3 separate regions of the Homo sapiens genome follow, and regions 1 and 3 are each linked to region 2. A link is an interaction called in ENCODE POLR2A ChIA-PET data of the cell type or tissue named here. Cell type or tissue: MCF 10A. All regions are shown on one strand. Links, peaks and the distances in the headings refer to the core of each region. The heading gives the core; the rest is flanking DNA.

Region 1 (7,423 bases), core at 1,441-6,440, 81 kb after region 2:
ATACACTTAAATTCTGGAGGTCAAAAGTCTAAAATGGGTCCATGGGACTGCACATCATCTAGAAGCTCTAGGGGAGAATCTGTTTCTTTGCCTTTTCCTCTTTCTAGAGGCTGTTCACATTCCCTGGCTCATAAGCCCTTCCACTGTCTTCAAAACCCAAAGCCTATCCTCTTCCCTCCAATCTCTGCATCTGTCCTTACATTTTCTCTATATGTGTTCTGACTCCTGCCTCTTTCCTATAAGGACCCTTTTGATTACACTGAGCTCATCTGGGTAATCCGGAATAACCTCTGTAATTTAAGAGGCTTAATTTAATCACACGTGTAAAATCCCTTTCACCCTATAAAGTAACATGTCCACAGCTTTCAGGAATTAGAACATGGACAACTTTTGGTGGGGGCGGTGTGTTATTCAGCCTACAACCGAGACTCATTTTTCTGGTATCAACAGTACAGTATTTAAAGTCAAATATCATCCTATTAAAGATGAAAGGTTCAATGTTTTAACAATCTCAGGCGCAGAGCTGTCAGCTAACTGCAGTTTCCAAAACCAGAATCAGGAATTCTCTGAGTTACTTTAATGTGACTTTTTAGCTATATGTTTAGGAGAATACCAGTGCAAGAAATCCTCATTATCTGAGAGCAATTGGTAATGGAAAGGATTTTAAAGTTAGACCCTTTAAAATAGGAAGAGAAATTCACAATAAATAATCATAAACAAGGTTGACTGGTTTATTTTTTGACAAATGAAGTGTAACATTCTAAAAATATGCTTTTTGTGCTTAACAAAATTTAAATTACAATTTCAGTTGTGCTCTGATTTGTTGAACAAAGAGTAAAGTAAGTTGATTCTTTTAGTATGGTATTTTTCAAAAATGTCAGAGCATGACTGCCTTCCTATTTGGCTTTCACAGAATGATCATAAAGTGTTATTTCTGAAAATACATTTGAGGACTTTCCAGGTTTTTCAAAGACCTCCCTTAATAATTCACTTCTGAATAATTTTGTTATCATTCTTATATTCTTTATTTTTAAACAATTCTCATTCTGTGTCTTCATTTTTTATGGGCTTTGATTAAAGAATTTCTCCAGTATTACTTTCATCAATTACATTAACAATATATTCACAATATTTCTAATTTCACTAACAGTTTATTTGAATCATATTTGCACTGAACATCAAACCACACAATGCAAATAGAATAATAAAACTTGGATGGGCAAAGATGTTGCTGTCATTGGTATGGCTGTGTACTCCTATTAATAGAAGAGCACTGCTTGAGCAGAGACTAAATCAAAAGTTCCGAATGAAATTTTCATTATATGATGCCTTTTTCTTCCCCATGCAATCTTTTTTTATAATGGGTAAATCAAATAATAAATACCCAGGTAATCAATCTAGCCTTTTACTTGAATAGAGATGTTATAACTTGAGGGAAAAAAGTTGGGACTAAAAACTCCATTTAATTTGTCAAAATTATGTTTTTTATGTTACTATTATAATAATTATATTCAATAGTGTAGTGATCAATTTCTGACAATTTTTTCCTTACCCATAAGCTCCATGAGGGCAGTAATTATGTCTATAATGTTCACTATTTTGTCCCAAACACTAAGATACTGTTACAGAATAGGCAGTCGTTCAATTTTCAAGCAGGAAGCAAACCATCAAACATAAAAGATGGTTATGTTGAGCAAGTACTCACTTATAGCTATAATATTTACTATAGAGAATTTGTTATATCCATGTGAACCTAGAATTCATTGTAGAAAGTGGGAGAATTCAATAAAAATATTTTGTCACTAAGACTTAATGTAGAAAGAAGTATAATTTCTTCTCCTTATACTTTGAAGAACATTCTTGGTGGTAATTCAAACTCAACATTTCCCACATTTTTCCACTGAATATAGTATTATCCAAGATAGGTATTTGGAGAAAAGGGAAATTGTTTCATCAAACAAATTTGTAAATAAACAACATACTATACCCTCCTCTTAAAGTTCTCTAAGTCTTGCTGCAAAAAAAGAAAAATGTTTCATTGGCTATGTTTATTTGATAAGGAGACATCAACTCCCCCTGCCCCCCAAATACCAACAAGGACACAATGAGTATACTTAGAATAGTTTTTAAGTACTTCCTGCATTTTTCTCCTCTTCCCACACCATCTCTATTATTTTGAGCTTTAAGAACTTGGCAAGTAGAGAATGGAGGGAAAAAATAGAAAAGTAGGTGAAGAAAAGAAGAGAGAAAAAAAGAAGAGTGGAAATGTTCAATAAATACAGATGGGTGAACAAGAGGCTGTACTCTGGAGCCAGGGTTTCAGGGAGAGGAGAGACTTAGTAAAACTGCTGGAAGAGGTGGGTGGTTTTCATCCACAGGAAGGCTTTTTCAGGAGGAAGCTATCCAGTGTTTAAGGATATGGTAATAAATGTCTGTGGTTGTTTGCAGAGAACAGCTAAGAAAGAGTTGGTATTTTGGTCCTTCCTCTCAGAAAGCCTCTTGGATTCTTATCCAAATGAGTCTTCACCCGCCTAGAGTTTTGTGAGCCAGGGAGTTAAGGGATAGCCATGGAGATTTACGGACTTTCACTTATGTAACTAACCCCACCTAAGTGAGTCTTTATAAAAATTGTTTATGAAATTGTATATGTGTTTGTGAATGGGTATGCACAACACATAATGTATAAGATACGCATGCATGTGTGCATATGGAATATATGTAATATATGCATGTATGTCTTAAAGAAGAATAAAGCAAACACTTGTGTTCTCTATGATATATGAAGTTACAATATCTGGAGGCTACCATGTGCCTGTCCCTGATCAGTCCCTGATCACAGCTCTCTCTATTCCCTACAGAGCTAAGCAGGATCCTGAAGTTTGTGTTCATTGTTCCTTTGTGGTTTTTTAAAATTTATCACATATGTACATACTCTTTATATATTTTTCTTTTTTTTTTTTTTGCTTTTTTGAGATGGAGTCTTGCTCTGTCACCCAGGCTGGAGTGCAGTGGTGTGATCTCAGCTCACGGCAACCTCTGCCTCCTGAGTTCAAGTGATTCTCTTGCCTCAGCCTCCTGAGTAGCTGAGTGCCTCTGGGACTACTGGCATGCGCCACCATGCCTGGCTAATTTTTGTATTTTTGTAGAGGCAAGGTTTCACTATGTTGGCCAGGCTGGTCTTGAACTCCTGACCCCAGGTGATCCACCGGCCATGGCCTCCCAAAGTGCTGGGATTACAGGTGTGGGCCACTGTGCCCAGCCCTGTTTTTCATTTTTTAACTTTAGATATATGACCTCCAACTGTAGGTGTCCTTCTACAACTTGCTTTTGTTGTTATTCAACATTGTTTGTGAGATTTATCCATGTTGGCATGTCTTGCTTTTCATATACTTTCACTGGTAAATTTTAATTGATTGTATGAGCATGTCATAATTTATTTGGTAATTCTCTATTGTTAGACATTTTGATCATTTCCCCTTCTTTGGTCAATACTGCTGTGAATCCACTCATCTGGAGCTGCTACTTGGGGAATGGAAATATTTGATACAAACATACTTGTATCTTGAACTTGGCTAGATGTGAAATTACTTTTCAAGGTGGACATAGCAATTTATACTCCTGTGCACATTTTATAAAACTTGCTGTTTATTGTTATACTCAAGAGCACTTGGTATTGTTAAAGTCGTATCCAATATGCAGCAGGGCAGCAAAATTTGCACCATGATCAGCTGCTAGGGAGACAGCTTGTGAAATTTTGAGCATACTCTCTAAAAACATGTCTGCACTCTGTCTCTGTGAGTCAGCATGAGTTCAGCCCCAGCCAGTCTGTATGGTGTCCTGTCTTAGGAAACAATGTTTGAGAACAGAAAGATTTGCTTAAGATCTTTATTTGAAACTGAAAGATGGCCACCACTCCATCCTGTGCAGGTATCTGGATGAGCAAGGGCGTGTCTGCAAGAGGGGGAGAAACCTCTGACTGTGTGAGATGCACATGATCAAATCAATGGTGTATGGGGACTCATCTAACTTTACAGTTCCCTTTTCCTGTTTGGTATTTGGAAACAGAACTAATCTCTCTTTATATATGTATTGAGTTAGCCCCTTGGTTTTTGGACATTTCAGTGTGGGGCGTGAGTATAGCGGGCTATCTCAAAAAGGGAAATAGAGAATCTCACGAGGTATAAGGAAGAAAACTTGAAAGCTTAAGTGACTATCTGAAAAATAAGAAGTGTGATTGTATTTATGCTGCAAACAAGTTAAACAGGTGTTGCCAAGTCCACAACAGGTGATGTAGAAACCCTCCTTTTGCTTCCTATTTCATTCATACTAAATCCAATTTAAACTTCTCTCATAAACTGTACCCTAACGCAACCCTCTCATAACTAGCCAGCTTTATTTCTCACAACTCCCTCCAAAATTTCATCTTGTCTCATCAGTTTGGTCTCAAAGCCTTGTGAATATGCCAAGGTTTATTGTCAATATTTTCCTTTTTCTGGCATGACCTTCTCACTTCCTTCTCTGATGTAAGTAGTCTGAGGTTATACTCAACAACTCTTCCTTAAATCACAATAGCTGCAAGCCTTCACCAACCTTGCTTATAGAAATTCTAATAGATCTAAGGACCTCGCTTTTCTAGATATTCCCAGTATCTTCTTGTGGTGAATTATGAAATGTTTCCCATTGGTCTTACACTTCATGATTCCAAGGAAGCAGTACCTCAAAGCTCCTAGAGGTCAAACTTCATTTCCAAACCCCTTTTGTCCAACAGTTGACCATGATCCATGTGGCATTGCCAATGATTTATTGCCGTTCTTCTCAGTGGTGCAACTGGACATACACTATCACTGATAACTTTGCTATAAGTCCTAATAATTCTGCAAGCCTATGACTCACCTGAACACCAATCATCTCTTTCTGAATTTCTGGTACTACTGCTGTCCCACATGCTCTCCAGGATCCTGAAGAAAACTTCTGTCAATGGCTCCATCCATTTCCTGGCTCCTTTTTGTGAAAACAGGGTGACTATCCATTAGTCAACACCCACTTTGTAAAAGAAACCAAACATAAATTCAAGACAGTTTAATAAGTACGTATTAACTCCTGTAACTGGCAAGTCTGAGCATGGGGTAGACTTTGAGCACATTGTGATCTAGAGTTTCTAACAAAGCTGTCATTCATACTCAGCTTTTCTATGACTCTGGGCTCTGCTTTCCTCTGTGCGATGGTTTCATTCTTATGCAAGCTTTTTTTCCACACGGTAAGAAAAATGGTTCCTGTCAGCCTCAAGTCATTATTCTCTATAACTTATTAACCAAAAGAAAGAGAGTCTCTCTCTTTCCCAGTGTCTAGCTAATCTCATGGGGGACTGAGACAGGTATTTCTGGGATCATATGTCTAGCCCTTGGATTATCCCCCTTGCTAATCAGGAAGGTAAGTTACTGTGATAAGCTAGGCCAGGTCTGGGGCAGAGCCCTGTGGCTAGAGCTGGTGGAACTATGTAATTGACAGGCCTCCTCAGAATCACACCAGATGGAAGAGGAACATTTCCCGAGGAAATATGATGAATGAAGCATGCATGCATGCATATGTGTGCATGCAGACACATATACACACAATATCCCCTGGAGTCTTCTTGATTAAGCCCAGTTAGGAGTTCTACACACTTCCATGGCCCTACATATAAGAGCTTTTTAATGGTTTAAGCTCTTTCTTTCTTACAGTACAACTTGTCAAACTGTCACTCTCTAAGTTTTCCCTCAATGCTAGAAGGACTGCTTAGAAAGTTCTGGAATTAAGTGTGTAATGTGCCTGAAAAGTCGCTTTCTTCAAATAACTTAGACCTTGGCACTAAGTATGGTTCACTAGCCCAGCTTCCCTTTCTGAGGTAAATTTCTTTTTGAGGAAGAGAAGCTTGAGGAAACATAAGCTTCATTTAATAGGTTCCACTTGTGTCAATTAGGCTTTTATGCATTTAAATCTCAGTGATCAAGGTGTCGGTGCCTTTTCCCCCTGGAGGCTCCTAAATATAAATGAATACGTTGGGTAGAGTTGCTCATAAATCCACCCACTAGCACCCAGGTTCTAGCTTTGGAAATAGATGGTGCCTCACTCCAGTGCTCAACACAAGCTGAGCCCCATGTTTTAAAACTCCAATGAGGTCCCATATTATTTTCCCAGGGCCCATTTAGATCCCTCCTGTATCTTTAACTTTTCCAGTGTTTATTTCAGCTGACATTGCTCTACAGTCTCCCTGAACTGTTAGGCATTTATAGTCCTTACAATTCAGAACACCCATCCAGCACAGTCATTGTATGTTCAACAAGAATGTGTAGTTATCGAAAGAGCCATACCTTATACATACAATACTGCATGTTGTATGTGTTTAATACATACTTTTAAATAGTCTTGAAGATACACACATCGGTCACTCATTTTATATATACATTTTTTAAGCTCACAAAGTTCACATAGTTCAGAAAATAATTCTGAGCAATCAATTTCCTGAGAGATAGAGGAAAGCTCCCAGCAACACTCCCCGTGATTTTCCTCAACTTTCTTGGAGTGAGATATGTACTGATGCATTTAAACTAATGCTTTTCAAATTGTTTCACTGACTATTAATTCTGCAAGATGTCTTTCAAAATATTTCCAAAGAAATGTTTACTATTTCTCCCTTTGGGAGATTTACAAAGCACATCACCATAATAAAGATTCTGAATATGACTGCATTAGAGAAAGCTACTTAATTTAACACAGCACCTCACAAACTTGTTCCACCAGAGAAATGAATTTATATGAAACATGTATTAACCTCTTGTACATTTAGCGCTTGAGGAACACAGTATGAGAAGTGCTAATAAATTGAGAGATGTAGACTTTTTTTAATGCATCAATTGCATCTCAAATGTTTGCCAGTAAACAGTTACTTTATGTAAGATGGAAAGGAAGGGATTAAAGTGTTAGGATGGTGTAAGAAAAAGGACATTTACCTGGGAGATCAGTTTTTCTGGGCCCTATGTCTATCATAGCACATTTAATGTGCAATTTCACTTCTGATCCTATATTACCTTATTGATTTTATTCTTTGGTTCACTTCTTGATGATTTTTAATTTGTTATTTGGTTGCATTACCTGTGTTTAGGTTGTTTTAAATTCATCCTCTCATTTACTCAATAAAAGTTTTTTCAAAACATATAACCTCTCTGCTAGCTGTGGTAATGAAAAATTAACAATAGATACATGAAAATACCTTCCCTAATTTTCCAGCCCACTGGAGATTTCAGTAAGCAATTACCGCAAGCTATAAAAATTCTAGGGCTTTCCAGAGAGTGCTATCTCAAGCTCAAATAATCAGGTAAGTTTTCTTGGAAGAAATTGTATCAAAGACTTGAAGGATGAATGAGTGATGGTGAGGTGACCATCT
Region 2 (7,423 bases), core at 1,416-6,415:
GTAAATTCTGATTAAGTTTACAGTCATTGGACTTGAAATAATCGTGCTGCTTCCCCATCACTTCAGCTCTTCTGATCTGTAGGTGGTGCATACAACATGATTTCCCATTGCTTTTAAAAGGGAATTCTGATCTTAGAAAACTACCCTTCATGTTTAGTGATAAGTAATTGCAAAATAAGAACTATTTGGTGATTAAACAGCATGTGTTCTATAGCTTCTACTTTCATCATAATATCATTTGCTGGTTGGGCTTAGTTGCAGTTACGACATCTGGTTCTTATGAAACGTGTAAATTCATTCAACAAATATTTATAGAATGCCAGTTCTATGGCCTGCATTTTCTAAATATGTGGGAATGGAAGTCTTTGGGAAGCTGATAAAGTACATAACACATTATTGGAACATTTCACCATTAGGTAAAACCATGTGTTTTTTGTTGCTGTTGTTGTTGTTTAGTTATGTTTAAATATAAAAACTGGGCTGTGGATTCTTTCTCTCATTTGTCTTGATAGGCCTTTGTAGTAAATCATCTTAAAGATGTTTTAGATGAATGCAGTTTATAGGTCAGGTTGAGTTTTACTGCTTTTTGCCAAAAACTATTTCAGACTTTCAGAGCTAAGCACTAAGTAAATGGACTCCACAGTAATTTATACTGTGCACATGGTGATGCTTGGAATTTTAGAACTAATTCTCTGGAAGGTTGTCAACTGACAAATGTCCATTGTAGAATTAGCAGTCCCATCTGAAATAACTTAAACTGTAATTTAAAAAGTAGTATAGAAAGAGCAATTCTGAAAAATATGAAACTCTCAAAAAGATCTTAGTGGCCCCTTTTGGAGAATCGGTAGGACTTAGGCTTTGTAATTCATAGACTTGTGTAGATTTTGCATTGTATTTGGGTATATGTCGACGTTTATGTCCATCAGTGAAAAAAATGTTATTTTAAAATTAAAAAAAAAACAAAAAACTTAGAAAATTAGAGCATCTGAATGATTTTGTTAGATAAGCAACTTAACTTTTAAAAATAAAAGCTAAAAACCATTTTGAATAATTTCTAGAATGGGTTCATATCCATGGAGAAATAAGTTGAGAACCAAACTAATGTTTTAGAATTGAATGGTTGTGTTCTAGAAATGATTTAGTATAAGGGTTTGTCTTTATTTCTGAAAGTTAGGATTAGCTATTTAGATTGATGGTAGTTTTAATAACTAAATATTATGTGGATGTTTACAACTAATATCTCCAGTTTATTTGATGGAACTTTTGAGGTAAAAATATAGTTATAACTTCCTTGTAATATATTTCCCACATATTTTGAGGTGTTCAGTCTTGAGACTGATATGTGGTATTACTAATACTAATGTAGTCTCAATAGTCTTAATTATATGCAGTATCAGTGTAGAAAAAAATATAGGAATTGCTTTCTTTTGTTCTAGTATTTACTTTCAAATGCTGCTTCTCTCTATATAAAATATTACAGCTATACTGTGGACATTTAGGGAAGCAAACATTTGAGTAAATTTCTTTTCTCGATGTATTTTGAGTGGTTGATGTTGTATTGCAAATGTAACTTTACACTTATTCTGGCTTAAATATTTACTTATTAAATATTTTCTGTAAATCCCAACTTTAGTGGCTATATATGTTTTACAGATATTCCATAATTTGTTTAATCACACTAATGTTGATAATTGATGTCGCCTACATTTACAGTCATGTACTATGCTGGAACTGTCAAATTTTATGCATGTATCATTGCCTGTATTCCTAATTATTTGCTTAAATTATTGGGTTAAAAGTTTTGAACCCTTTTAAAGCTTATGATGTGTATAGATATTCACCCCCTAAATGGTCCAGTTTCTATCCCTACAGGAGGCATGTGAAGCTGCTGTGTTTCACCTTACCCTCATGAGCATTGAGTGTTCTTGTAATTATCTGCACTAACTTGATGGATAACAATGGCTTCCCATTGTTACTTTAATCTGCAATTTTGGATTTGCTGAGGGGCAGTAGAAGGACTATATACTCTAAAGAAGTTAATGTGCTCCATTTTGAGATTCATCAGAACCTGTCTTGTAATACTTTACATGTTTGTATATTCCCGCTTTCCCATGTACTTTTTGATTTTGTTATTTTTTCACCTAGATAGATTGTTTTGCTTCATGTTAATGAGAGGATTTAGAAAGCCTTAAATTGTTGGCCCATGTAACTATTCCTTGAGTGGTTTTAACAAGGCATTTTTAAAATTTACATAATTTTATATGCCTTCAGGATATACAAACTAAAGTAGAGAAGAATTTGTTAAATGAGAAGAAAAAAGGAAACTACAATAGACAAGATTGATTAATTCACGTTAGCATTGAAAACCTACATACCCTAACAAAGTGGGACCAAACAGCATACCATCTATATACCACCTGTTTTCATGGAAGTGCAGATTACAATGAGATGCCATCAGAACCGGACAATACCAAATGTTGACTTGACAGCTTTAATGTACTGTTGGTTGGGAGCATCAATTGGTAAAACAATTTTGGGTAAAGCTTTATCAATACTTAGTAAAGGTTACATACCTTTGAATCGATAATCCCATTCCTAGGTATAGATTCCAGAGAAAGTGGTGTACATGTACCAGGAAAAATATTTACTACAACATTGTTAGTAATAGCAAAATTTCAAAAGAACTAAATTATTAATCATCAAGAGTGAATAAATATGTGAGCAGGAATGAATAAATAAATGAGGGTATATACTGAAAGTGAAATACTATGTTAGAACTATAGAAATGAAGTGCTATACGGAGATAGTGAATGTTTGATAAATCTCAATAACAATGCTAAGTTAAATATGCACTTTGTAAAGTGATATGCTTTATGACACATTCGTATAAAGTTAAAATATCCTCAGAACTATGCCATATGTTTATAGGTACAAACACATAAAGGAAAACTGTAAATAAATGCAGGGAGAGGATAAACATCAAATTCAGAGTGCTGGTTACTTCTGAGGAGGCGGAGAGGGAAGTGGATCAGGAGGATGCATCCAGGGTACTGCAGTGTTTTAATTCTCAAGCTGGATGCTGGACACACAGATGTTTATTATCTTATTTTCTAGATATTTTTATGTGACTGAAATATTTCGTAAATAAACAGAACTTTTGTTATTGTAGGCTAATTCATCTCAATTTTGGCATGTTTTTCTGTGATTTCACATCCGGTTATTTCCCAAGCCTTATTTACTCCTTATTGCATTGCATTGTCCATCCATCATCCGCCGTTTTTCCATTTTTACACAAGTTATTCTTTTGTAATGTCCTCCTACCTGGTCTTCCTCCCTATGTGCTTCCCACCCTTCAGTCTATATCAGTCCTCCAGAATGACAGCTTTGATGGTATCAGTAACTGGCCAGAAGTCGTCAGTAGCTCTGTTTATTTACAGAATATTGTTCTCTTCATTAGCATGGAATTCAGGAGCCTCTGTGGTTTGGCTTCCACCCTGCATTTCCATATTTCCCATGCTTCTCCCTTGCCACAGTATGAGAACTTCCCCTGCTTTCCCATCTTGATATCCTTGCTTATGTTCCTCTTTCAGGGAGTGCCCTTCCACCCTTACCTGTTTCCAGTCCTGCCCAGGCATGTTCATGAGCAGAGTTTGGGAGAACTTTTTTCAAAGTTGAGTAATATCTGGATCCCTAATAAAACAGTTCTTATGGATTCCTAATATTGATTTAAATGTATTGCAAAATCACTTCAATATACAAAACTATGAAAACATATAATTAAGTAGAAAAATGTTTCTCACTTCTAGATAACCACAAAGCCAAAAAAAAAAAATTACACACAAAACCACAAACCAATAGAGTTCTCATTAACATGACTTGTTCTCTCCTGGTTGTGATGTCAGTCAGCTATAAACTGCTTTCACATGTGGTATGCCTACTATCAAATGCCACAAGATGTCTCAGTTCTTCCCTTCTCTTTCTCTAATTGCAAAGTCCTCATTCCTGGGGTGCTCCCACCCCCAGTGGAATAAATGCCTCAATGAAGCATCATCATGAATGAAAAGGCTCAGTAGTGTTCCCCACCAAGTGGCTGCATTTCTACATGAAAAAAATACATCTGCCTCTAACTTTCAAACTGCCTAAGTGCAGATTTATTTAATAAATATTACCTATTGTCTGCTACAGACTGTGTCAAAGGTTGTGTGGATCCAAACATGTATCATACATGGATCCTGCCCTTGAGGAGTTTCGTGGCAAAAGAAACCAAGGAAACATTATTTACGGGAGGGATAAATGCTAGGGGGTGTGATTTGAACTTGTATAGGGAGGCATCTGAATTTCAAGTTCAGAGCTGTTAGTACATGGCCCTTCAGCTATTAAAGGGCACAAGCAAGAATATGAAGTTGACATGTTTATTTTTAATTTTTTCACTTTGTTCTCCTTTCACGGCCTCTTTTCAGTTTTTTAGTATACGCTATTTCCTTCAGTTTTCTAGAACTAAGGTGGCAGGTAGTATTAATCTCATGTTACAAAGCAGGAAATTGAGTTTTTGATAGATAAGGAATTTGCCCAAGACATACTGCTAGTACGTGGCCATGCTGGGTGTCGTCTCCTTCTATACTGCCTCTCAGTCCTCTGTTATGCTTCTTTCCTTATGTTATTTCATGTGTGCATTTGCAGTTATGCAATTAAATGGTATTTTTCCCTCTATTAGGGAGAAAGGGCCTGGTCAAAAGTAGACACTAAGTAAATATCTGTTGAATAAATTAATGAACAATTATATCTTATGTTGCAAGAATTAATAACTACAACACCATTATTAACTGATATACCCAACAGGTGTTTTAACTAGATAGTTTAAAAGGGGAAACTAAGTTATGCATATCCATTGAAATAGGTCGATGTTTTGTTTTTACAAAAACGGGTTAAAGAAACCAACTTAAGGATCTAATCTGGGGGTAGATTCGGTCTCAATTCTTTTTTTTTTTTTTTTTTTTTTGAAACGTAGTCTTGCTCTTGCCCACGCTGGAGTGCAGTGGCGCATTCTCGGCTCACTTCAACCTCCAACTTCCGGGTTCATGCCATTCTCCTGCCTCAGCCTCCCGAGTAGCTGGGACTACAGGCGCCTGCCACCATGCCTGGCTAATTTTTAAATATTTTTTTAGTAGAGATGGGGTTTCACTGTGTTAGCCAGGATGGTCTCGATCTCCTGATCTCCTGACCTCCTGATATGCCCGCCTCGGCCTCCCAAAGTGCTGGGATTACAGGCATGAGCCACTGCACCCGGCCAGATTCAGTCTCAATTCTTAAACACCTGCATTATTTATGGCTAAAAGATTTCAAATGAAAAGTGAAATTTATTAAAAAAAAAACCTGAGGCAATTAAATATCCTGAATCTTTGAACAGAGAGTTAATTATATCTAATACACTGTATTTACCGAAGAATGTAGACTTTTATATTTTAGAAAGATTTTTTTAACATCATTACTTTCCCATTAACCAAAGTAACTAAAATATTAAATTTATGATAATGTGTCACAATGTAAAAATATTCCTATCATTGACAGGCCAGCCCCTGCATGATAGTGGTGGAGATTCCAAGAGGGCAGTTAAATTAATCAAGCTTGTCATGTCATAGATAGTCTTCAAGAAGGATCAAAGGGTTCATTTTCACTTTGTATTCTTTTTTTTTCCCATTAATATGGCCATAATATAGTTTTACATCCTTGGTTTTGATTATACAATGTGCATCTTAAAAATTAGTAAGCTGTAGTTAATGCTTGTATTTTTCTAATAACTTTTAAAGTATGTTTGAGCACTGATTTGTCTAATTATCAAATTGGAAATAAAACTATTTCCAATTCCACAAGTTAACTTGGAATAATGTCAGAGGTATTTTTTCTCTAATACAGTAGGAGGAAAACAGTGAGGTGGTTAATAAGACACAGGTGGCCGAGGTAGGATGCTTATTCTATCTGAAATGCTTAAATAGTGTAAATATACAAGGGAGTGTTTCTGGTGAGTTTGTTTTGAGGACTTGTATTAATGGCCTTAACATTCTGAAGCATGGCCCTAAAATACTTTTTTCCTGAGGTCATCAAGAAGGTTTACATCCATTGTGCCATAGTCAAGAAGGAGAAAATAAATTTAGGTAACACAAAGTGGTATTTTATTTTTCTTGCACTTTGGTGATTGCCTAGTTTTCTTAATCTTTATATCTTCTGTAACTTCTTTGTTTCCTTGAGCATAACTCCTAGAAATATTTCAGGCAGGCAATTTACATACATTTCTATGGAAATTAGGCTTATATAGTCACTGAACTGATTATTTTTTAAATTAATTAATTATTTATTTATTTTTGAGACAGCCTCATTCTGTCACCCAGGCTGGAGTGCAGAGACATGATCTCGGCTCACTGCAGCCTCGACTTCTCAGGCTCAAGCGATCCTCTCACCTTAGCCCCCCAAGTAGCTGGGACTACAGGCACTCACCACCAAACCCAGCTAAATTTTGTATTTTTTGTAGAGATGAGGTTTCACCATGTTGCCCAGGCTGGCCTCAAACTCCTGTACTCAAGTAGTCTGCCCACCTTGGCCTTCCAAAGTGCTGGGATTTACGGGCATGAGCCACTGTGCATGGCCACTGAACTTTTTTTTAGAAAGGAAATAAAAGGTGCACTTTTAAATTGTTATTTTATGGTTATAATGTCTTGTGTTTAATAGAGTTCTCACTTGTAAACATTTTGTTAATGGTGTATTTTTAAGCTTCTGTGTGAATTTGGTGAATTTTGTACTTGGTGTAGTTATGAAAAACTAGGATTAAACTTGGTGCACAGGGATTTTAGAAATAAAGCTGTAATCTTCCCCAAGTTCTTGGGTTTGCTCTGGAAAGAGTGGCAGGAATGAGGTGGCAACATGATTTTTTGAACACTGTGTATACATTAATTTCCAGACTGAAGTTATCTGGGGCTTCAGTTTTTATTTGGATTCTTCTTACATAAACAAGCCTCTAGCATGCTTTCTGTTGTTTACTACAATAACTTTAGGTTCATTGTTGACAAATAACATGTTAAACTTCTACATCATCTTTTATAGTTGGTTTTCTTTATATTAAAGGAAATGATGTGCACATTGTATATTTAAGAGAAAACTATAATGTTTTCCTGAAAATGGTATTTTCTTGAAAATGGTATTTACATTTGCAAGAAGTTGGTTTTGATTATTGTCAGTGGAGCTTTGGGCTCAGCAATAGCTTTCTGGGCTGTGTTCCAGAATTATTTGAGAGCTATAATTGTGAAAGACTTGGATTTACAACTTCCTAGGTTATAGATAAAATATTTTTTAAAGTAGATTCTTTTTCTATAAAATATAGTTTGATCTTTAGTGAGATATATTACTAGAGGAAAGTTACCTATTACCTATT
Region 3 (7,423 bases), core at 982-5,981, 200 kb after region 2:
AGTTCTTTCACTTTATTAATGAGAACATTGGGGAATAAAAGAGTGACTTTCTGAAAGACCAACAGCTGATTTCCTGTATTTTAAATCTGAATGAAGAGTAGTTTTGGTTCCTAATATAGTGATGAGCTACAAAAATATACACATTTATGTCATCTGTGCAATTGCAAACCCTCTTCTTATTCATGGGCCTGTTTTTTAAATCTATTTATGGGTATTATTTCTCTGTTTTTATGGTGATGATGATGATGGTAAAAATAATGAGACCATAAAGACTGACAGTGTAAGGATCAGCTTTACTGATTTCAATAGATCTCAATTTCCATTAGGATTGCATAACCACTAAAAAGATTCAATGACACAATTTTCACATATGTGTCAATTAGACCCACAGTGCTCCCTAAATCTTCCCATCCTTCCCACCAATTCTGTTGCTACTCAAAGTGCGGTCTGCACTGGGGTAACCTAGGAGCTTGTTAGAAAGCACAATCTCACATCCTATCCCAAACGTACTGATTCAGAATCTGCATTTTAACAAGATCTCCAGATAATAGTGAGCAGTAGTCGCTCTAGAGCAACTTTGATGGACCCCATGTGCCTCTTTGATAAGAAGTTAGACTGGTTAATGGGGATTCTCTGAGTATGACTTTAAGGTTACAAATTTCATTATGCTTTTTGGTTTGGGGCAGGCACAGACCAACGCAATCCAGACTCTTTTTGTGGCGCCTCCAAAATGTTTGCTATTGCTGAGAAGAGAGGAATATTAGACTCTCATATCAGAATTTGGTGAAAGTTGTATTGGTTACCATTTCATGGCTGTGTGGTGTACTCTACACTTAGAACGGAGACAGTGCACTTAATAGAAGTGGCTTTGCATTGCATAGCTGTTAAAACTTTTCCAGCAAATGCTACCAGCTAAATTATAAGGGTGAATTAAAGAGTGCCCTTTATAAATAGTCACAAAAGGCCTTTGCAGCTGATTATAGTGTGGGTGTAATTTGGAGAAAGGTTTGCTGTAGGCATGAAATCGTAGTACTGCTATTGGAATAGAGTCAAGAGCCTAGCCATTTCCAGTAGCTGTATCACCACCTGCTAGTATACTTATTCAGATTTGAGTCAGAGGGATGCATGAAGTCTAATGAGTCATCAAGTCTTCACCTAAAACACGTAATCTACCTATTCCTTTTCAAATGAGACTTGTTTGAGTCAGACTCTTGCCTATGAGCTGACCTGAAGTCTTAAATGCTTTTCTGCCAAATGAATTGCTTAACACAAATTGCTTAACAGTTTTTGTTCTGAGTTAGTCCCAAAATTTTGTCTGGGTCTCAGTTCTCCTGGAAATCTTCATACATGAAGACGAGTCCTGGCTGAGTGTGGTGGCTCATGCCTGTAATCCTAACACTTTGGGTGGCTGAGTTGGCAGGATTGCTTGAGCCCAAGAGTTCAAGACCTTCCTGGGCAACAAAGCCAGACCCCGTCTCTACAAAAAATTTAAAAGTTAGCTGGGTCTGATGGCTTGCGGTGGGAGGATTGCTTAAGCCCAGGAGGTAGAGGGTGCAGTGAGCTGTGATCATGTCACTGTACTTCAGCATAAGTGGCAGAGCCAGACTCTGTCTCAAAAAAAAAAAAAAAAAAAGACAGAGCTAAGGAATCTTATCTTGGACTCCTCCTTGGCTGCTGGTTTGATTCTCCAGCCAAATATTTATAGCACTAAGCCAGCCTGAGAGTCATTGGTCTTAGACTCAGAATGACCCAGAAAATGCATCTTATCATTGCTGTCATTAACAAGTTGCTTGCCACTATGATCTGCTGTGCCTTGGGGACTGTTAGCTAGGGAGTAGTTCCCTCTTGCTAGGACTACTTTTCCTGCTAAATAGCCTTCCCATGCCTGTCTGATTTGGACAGGGATTTTTGAAAGTATATCTGTGTGTGTCTGTGTGTGTCTGTGTGTGTGTGAAACTCTTATGTGTCTTCTATAATAATAATAGCTACATTTATATAGAACTTACCGTGTACAAGGCATTGTTTTAGTATTATATGTATATGTAAGTGTGTGTATATATACACATGATCTCATTGAATTCTTACTATAACAATGATGTAGGTGGTAGTATTATTTGTTTTACAGGTAGGGAGACTGAGGCATAGAAATGTTAAGTGCCTTGATCAAGGCCATAAAGCTAAAAAAGAGAGGCCAAGATTCTATTCAATCCCAGGCAGTAGAGATCCTAATTTCTACTGTAATTGCAGATTCGTTGATGATACTCCTGACTTTGGTGGAGGAATCAGGGCACAGGAATAGAGGAAACCCTGAGAATGGGGACCTCTAATTAGGGACTGGGAGGAAGACAGTCTCTAGCTTTCACAGGGACCTAAAGCGACAGGGTAGTGAAACAAAAGAGAGACAGGCAATTCCTTCTGTCTTCTCTGGCTAAAAAACAAGGGGAGCAGAAAGCCAAGGGGACAATGCTAGAAGGCCAAATAAGGAACAAGTCACAAATTCCTCATTCCAAGGAGAAGATGCCAACTCCTAGGCAGGTCCATGTGGCTAGTCAATTAGGGTCTCAAGGAGACACATGCAAAGAGCTTTACCATTGATCTACTTTCTCTGAGCAGGAAAGAGCCAGATTGACCCTAAGGCAGTTGGACAGACTGTCAGCAGTTAAATGGAAGGATGTGGGCTGATGGAAGCAGATCTGAAAAATCCTGTCTCAGTTGTCCATTCCCAGATGGAGGGAGGAAGCTCTTGTGGGCAGAACAGGGTGTGGACGGGTGAGCTGTAATTTCTTGGGGACTGGAGAGAACATAATTCAGCCAGGCCTACTCTCTTCCTACTTTATGCAAAATATTTCCAGCTGTGTTCATTAGATTATATAATCTTGAATATTGAGAATAAGATACAATTTCTTAAATTCAGCAATGCACAACGAATTCTTCATTAAAAGAAATTTGGTATGCTTTTAGAGATGGGAGACACAGCCATAAGAAAATATGCTACTATAAAAGAAAATGCTCTTAATTAATACTGACATAGTGAGGACTCCTCTGGCATTGAGAACATTTAATATTAATGCAAAATGTTGTTGTCTACCATTTCCTTTTTTCTTTAGATCATTAGCATAGGATTACAAAATTTTAAATTGGATTTCAAACCCATACCAAACAGCTGTGTCTTCTATTACAAAAGACAATGCACTCATACATATGTATTATGCACTTAATTAAAACTGTTGGATTTTCATTTTTAAAAGTTCTGATGATGTCCTGAATTTTTATAGTGATTTGGATCTCTGGCCTGTCATCAGTTTGCATATTTTGGGTGGAAAAGTAGGGTTTGGGTGAAATAAGCATTCCAAAGTTTATATAACGGGAGGAACATGGCCTAAAATTAGCCTTACCATGGGCTTAAAATTCATTATAGGTATTAATTCCTCGTACTTCTCAAGGGGTTATTTTCTCCCTTAATTTTTAAAATTCTAAGTGACATGTATTTGTTTTAGAAATATGTAGAAAAATATAAACAGGAAAATTAAAATTATCTATAATCTTATTCTGCTGAGTTGAACATTACAACTCATATATTTCTTTTCTATAATTTTATTGCATAAAATCTATATATTTTATAGAATTTGAATCACACCATATTGATAAATATGCATTTTTAAACTTGCACTTTATTTTAAGTGGTCAACATTTTACCGTGTTATTAACTTGTCTTCACAAATATGAGTTTACATGGCTGTATAATAATGATGATAGCTGTAGAATATTTGAGCCTTCCAATTCTGTGATGAATGTAATTTGAATTATAGGGGAAGTAAGGACAGGATAGAAATATATTGGAGGAAGAAAGAGAGAGGTGAGAAGTAGTGTAAGATAAATTCTTAGAGATTAAAGCATGAAGTAAATTATGTGTAGAAATGATTATTTAAAAGATAAAGAAATAAGAGTATAAGCAGCCAAAAGCCATAAAATTTCCATCTGTTTCTAAAATGAGAAACTGGAATTCAAACAGGCAACTGATGATTTTCATTATAAGTTCCTCTAAATTACTTGATTTTTAACCATCTGCATATATGCTTTGGGTTTTTTTTAAGTGTAAATTAACTCTGGTGAAGAGTTGGACATTAAGATTAACCTCAGAATACCATGCTGGAAGGGGTGCCGGTGTGTGTTTGTGTGTGTGTGTGCGTGTGTGTGTGCATGCACGTACTTACATGGGAAGCCGACTGGGAATACAGTCTATCAGCAATGGCAGAAGAGGGAGTAACCACCCAAGAGCAATGCCCTCTGGGATAGCATGAGGGCTTGGGGGGCTGACAGCAAGGAGCAGAAACGGAGGACAAAAGTCAAGGAGCCCTTACTCTCTATGTCATGGCTTTGCTGTAGGGTAACCTTGCTAAGAAGACCTCATCAAGTGGGATGTAAGATCCCAACAGCAAAGCGCATTGGACCTGGAAAAAGGCCAGTTCTCCCAAATGTGATCATTATGTAGAAAAATAAGGGAGCAGTATTCTGAGCAACATGTCTGTATACCATTGATTGACACATAAGGTCCCTTCATTATAAATTTTACAGGGTGCCCAAGTCATTTTGCTGTGGTGTGATTTTGTAAAAATAAATATGTAGCTAAAAATAACATTTCCAAGCTGAAATATGTAGAAAGGCAAAACAAAAACTTCTAGCTTTCTTGTGGTAAATTGTGAGGTAAAATAAAATGAATCTTAAATATAGTGCAAAATAGGAGGTATCATGCCTTACATCATCTTTATCTCCTCCCTCCCATTTTTTCTGTTCTAAATGGAGTTGTGCTGTTATTTCATTTGTTATCCATATTTGGAAGTTTAGCTAGGAGGCTAGAAAATTTGATGAAGACACCTGATTAATTTTTAAATTTTATTTATTAATATTTCGATAAATATTAATAAATATTAATATTTTGATAAATATTAATAAATATTAATATTTTGATAAATATTAATTGATAAAAGTGTTTGCAATGTGCCAGGAATTAGGTTAGCTACTGATTTATAGTGGTGAGTAAACCACTGTCCCTACTCTCATGAAATCAGCCATTTGGTCTAAGGGCAGCAGGGAGCCAGAGTAAACAATTCAGTCATGGCAGTAGGAGAACTCTGTGAAGAGCTCAAACTAGCTGAAGTTGCTTCCCATAGATATTATAAAATGTTAAAATATAATCATTCCTATGGGAAGAGTAGAATAAGACTATGTAAAGAAAAAAGAAAGAGACAACAAAGTGTCTGGGCACAATGCCTCACACCTATAATCCTAGCACTTTGGGAGCCCAAGGTGGGAGGATAGCCTGAGCCCAGGAGTCCAGACCAACCTGGGCAACATAGTTGGACACTTTCTCTACAAAAAATATAAAAATTAGCCAGGAACAGTGGCCTGTGCCTTTAGTCCCAGCTATTCTGGAGGCTGAAATGGGAGGATTGCTTTAGCCCAGGAAGTCGAGGCTGCAGTGAGCAATGATCATGACACTGAACTCCAGCATGGGTAACAGAGTGAGACCCTGTCTCAAAAAAAAAAAAAAAAAGAAAGAAAGAAAAAAGGTAAAATTATTTTTCATTGTTAAAAATTCATTGGAATCCAATATATCCAGTCCTGGGTGTCCAAGTGAATTTGCTTAGAACTGAGATGGTATATTTACTTTCTTCTTTGGTTGAGCTTTTTCAGTAGAGATTTCTCTTATCTCTCTTTGTCTCCTTTTCTCCTCTAGGTAAACAGTATTTCCACAATTGTCCCCCTTATCTCTCTTTGTTTCTTCTGTCTCCCTCACTCCCTTTCCTAATAGTTTCTCTACTCATTATTTCTCCTTTTCATTCCTATTTGGATACCTTTTCTTCCTCTTCTCTCCACACTGCTTTACCAAAACTACCAGTCATTAAAAGGTTTTAAAATTACATACAGTTGAATTCAGCTTTAGAAGATACATGTTCTAGCCGGGTGTGGTGCTTCATGCCTGTAATCCCAGCACTTTGGGAGGCCAAGGCAGGTGGATCATGAGGTTAGGAGATCGAGACCATCCTGGCCAACATGGTGAAACCTCATCTCTACTAAAAATACAAAATTAGCTGGGTGTGGTGGCACGTGCCTGTAGTCCCAGCTGCTCAGGGGGCTGAGGCAGGAGAATTGCTTGAATCCGGGAGGCGGAGGTTGAGCCGAGATCACACCCCTGCACTCCAGCCTGGCAACAGAGTGAGACTCAAAAAAAAAAAAAGAAAGAATATACATGTTCTGCAAACAAATGTCCTTCTGCTACCTATTCTATATTCCCTTTGCCTTCAGCAACACCTCAGCAGGTCGTGGATTTTTACTTAGTGGAGTGACCAAAACCTTCATTTCTTAAGGGTCTAGGTCATTTGTAGTCCTGTCTGGATTGGGTTGTTATAGTTTCCCTTTGACCTTAATCATATGGCATGGTAATACTAAAAGATGCCCTAAGGGTTCGCCTGTATTCCACATATACACTTCCTTACCTCCATTGTGGAGTAGTAGACTAATTTCATCTTGATAGTCTGGGACAATCAACCCAGCCAACACTGTAACTCCCTTCTTAGCCTGTTGACTTAGAGGTAGGAGGAGCCCAAGGTGTCCAGGTGGCAATCTCAACTTCCAGTTTAATGGAATTATTGTTGTGTCTCCTGGTGGCAGCATTCCTCCTTCTGGAACTAAGACCTCTAGGCCAGCAGATGTCTAATGTTGTGGGAACAGGAAGCAAAAATTTCGCTGGTGGGTCACTAGGGGTGATGGTGAGTGATGCCATTTCTACTTCTACCCCTTGATTCCTGGACCCCTAAATTCTGGCTATGGGAGAAACAATACCATATACTGAGCGGTGATTTGGGGCATACACAGCCTTCTGGAGAACTTGAAGTCTGATATTTGAGGGCAGAAAGCATCCAGCCTGGGAGAAAGATGAAATCTGGAAGACTCAGCAAGTCTGCTCTTCCATCTTCTGCCTGCTTTATTCTAGCCATGCTAGCAGCTGATTAGGTGGTGCCCACCCAGATTGAGGGTGGGTCTGCCTCTCCTTGTTCACTGACTCAAATGTTAATCTCCTTTGGCAACACCCTCACAGACACACCCAGGATCAATACTTTGTATCCTTCAATCCAATCAGGTTGACACACAGTATTAACCATCACACACATCCTTGGGATTCAGCCACTTCTTAACTTTTCCATAGGTCCATTTTGAGACAGAAAATAATTACTTTGCAAAACATATTCCTAGACTATAGGTAATGGATAGGATACACAATCACAATTACTCTCAGAGATTTCTTTTTATATTTATATTATGTACTTATTTTGGTTGAATGTCTAAAATTTGGATAATGTTTGAGATGTCTGTTTTGTTTTTTCTCTTCTTCCATGCATATACTTGAAGGGGTCTATACACT

Evidence for each region. Peaks named below come from ENCODE experiments on the same cell type or tissue, not always from the same donor. Only the 100,000 strongest peaks of a DNase experiment are listed, where the experiment ranks them.
Region 1: POLR2A ChIA-PET joins it to region 2 with 8 read pairs; 1 of 35 experiments calls an interaction of 5 or more read pairs at or near these places.
Region 3: POLR2A ChIA-PET joins it to region 2 with 6 read pairs; 2 of 35 experiments call an interaction of 5 or more read pairs at or near these places.

The regions. Positions count from the first base shown.
Region 1 is chr7:80,228,070-80,235,492 of GRCh38, forward strand. No RefSeq gene overlaps it. Among named protein-coding and RNA genes, the nearest start is that of GNAI1, 97 kb to the left of the region's middle. In MCF 10A, for the core only: no CTCF peak of the experiment used is centred there; a DNase peak (open chromatin) is centred at 3,812.
Region 2 is chr7:80,147,582-80,155,004 of GRCh38, forward strand. The region is part of intron 1 of GNAI1 (G protein subunit alpha i1); the gene reads left to right. Among named protein-coding and RNA genes, the nearest start is that of GNAI1, 16 kb to the left of the region's middle. In MCF 10A, for the core only: no CTCF peak of the experiment used is centred there; DNase peaks (open chromatin) are centred at 3,500 and 3,940.
Region 3 is chr7:80,345,691-80,353,113 of GRCh38, forward strand. No RefSeq gene overlaps it. Among named protein-coding and RNA genes, the nearest start is that of GNAT3, 160 kb to the right of the region's middle. In MCF 10A, for the core only: no CTCF peak of the experiment used is centred there; a DNase peak (open chromatin) is centred at 1,181.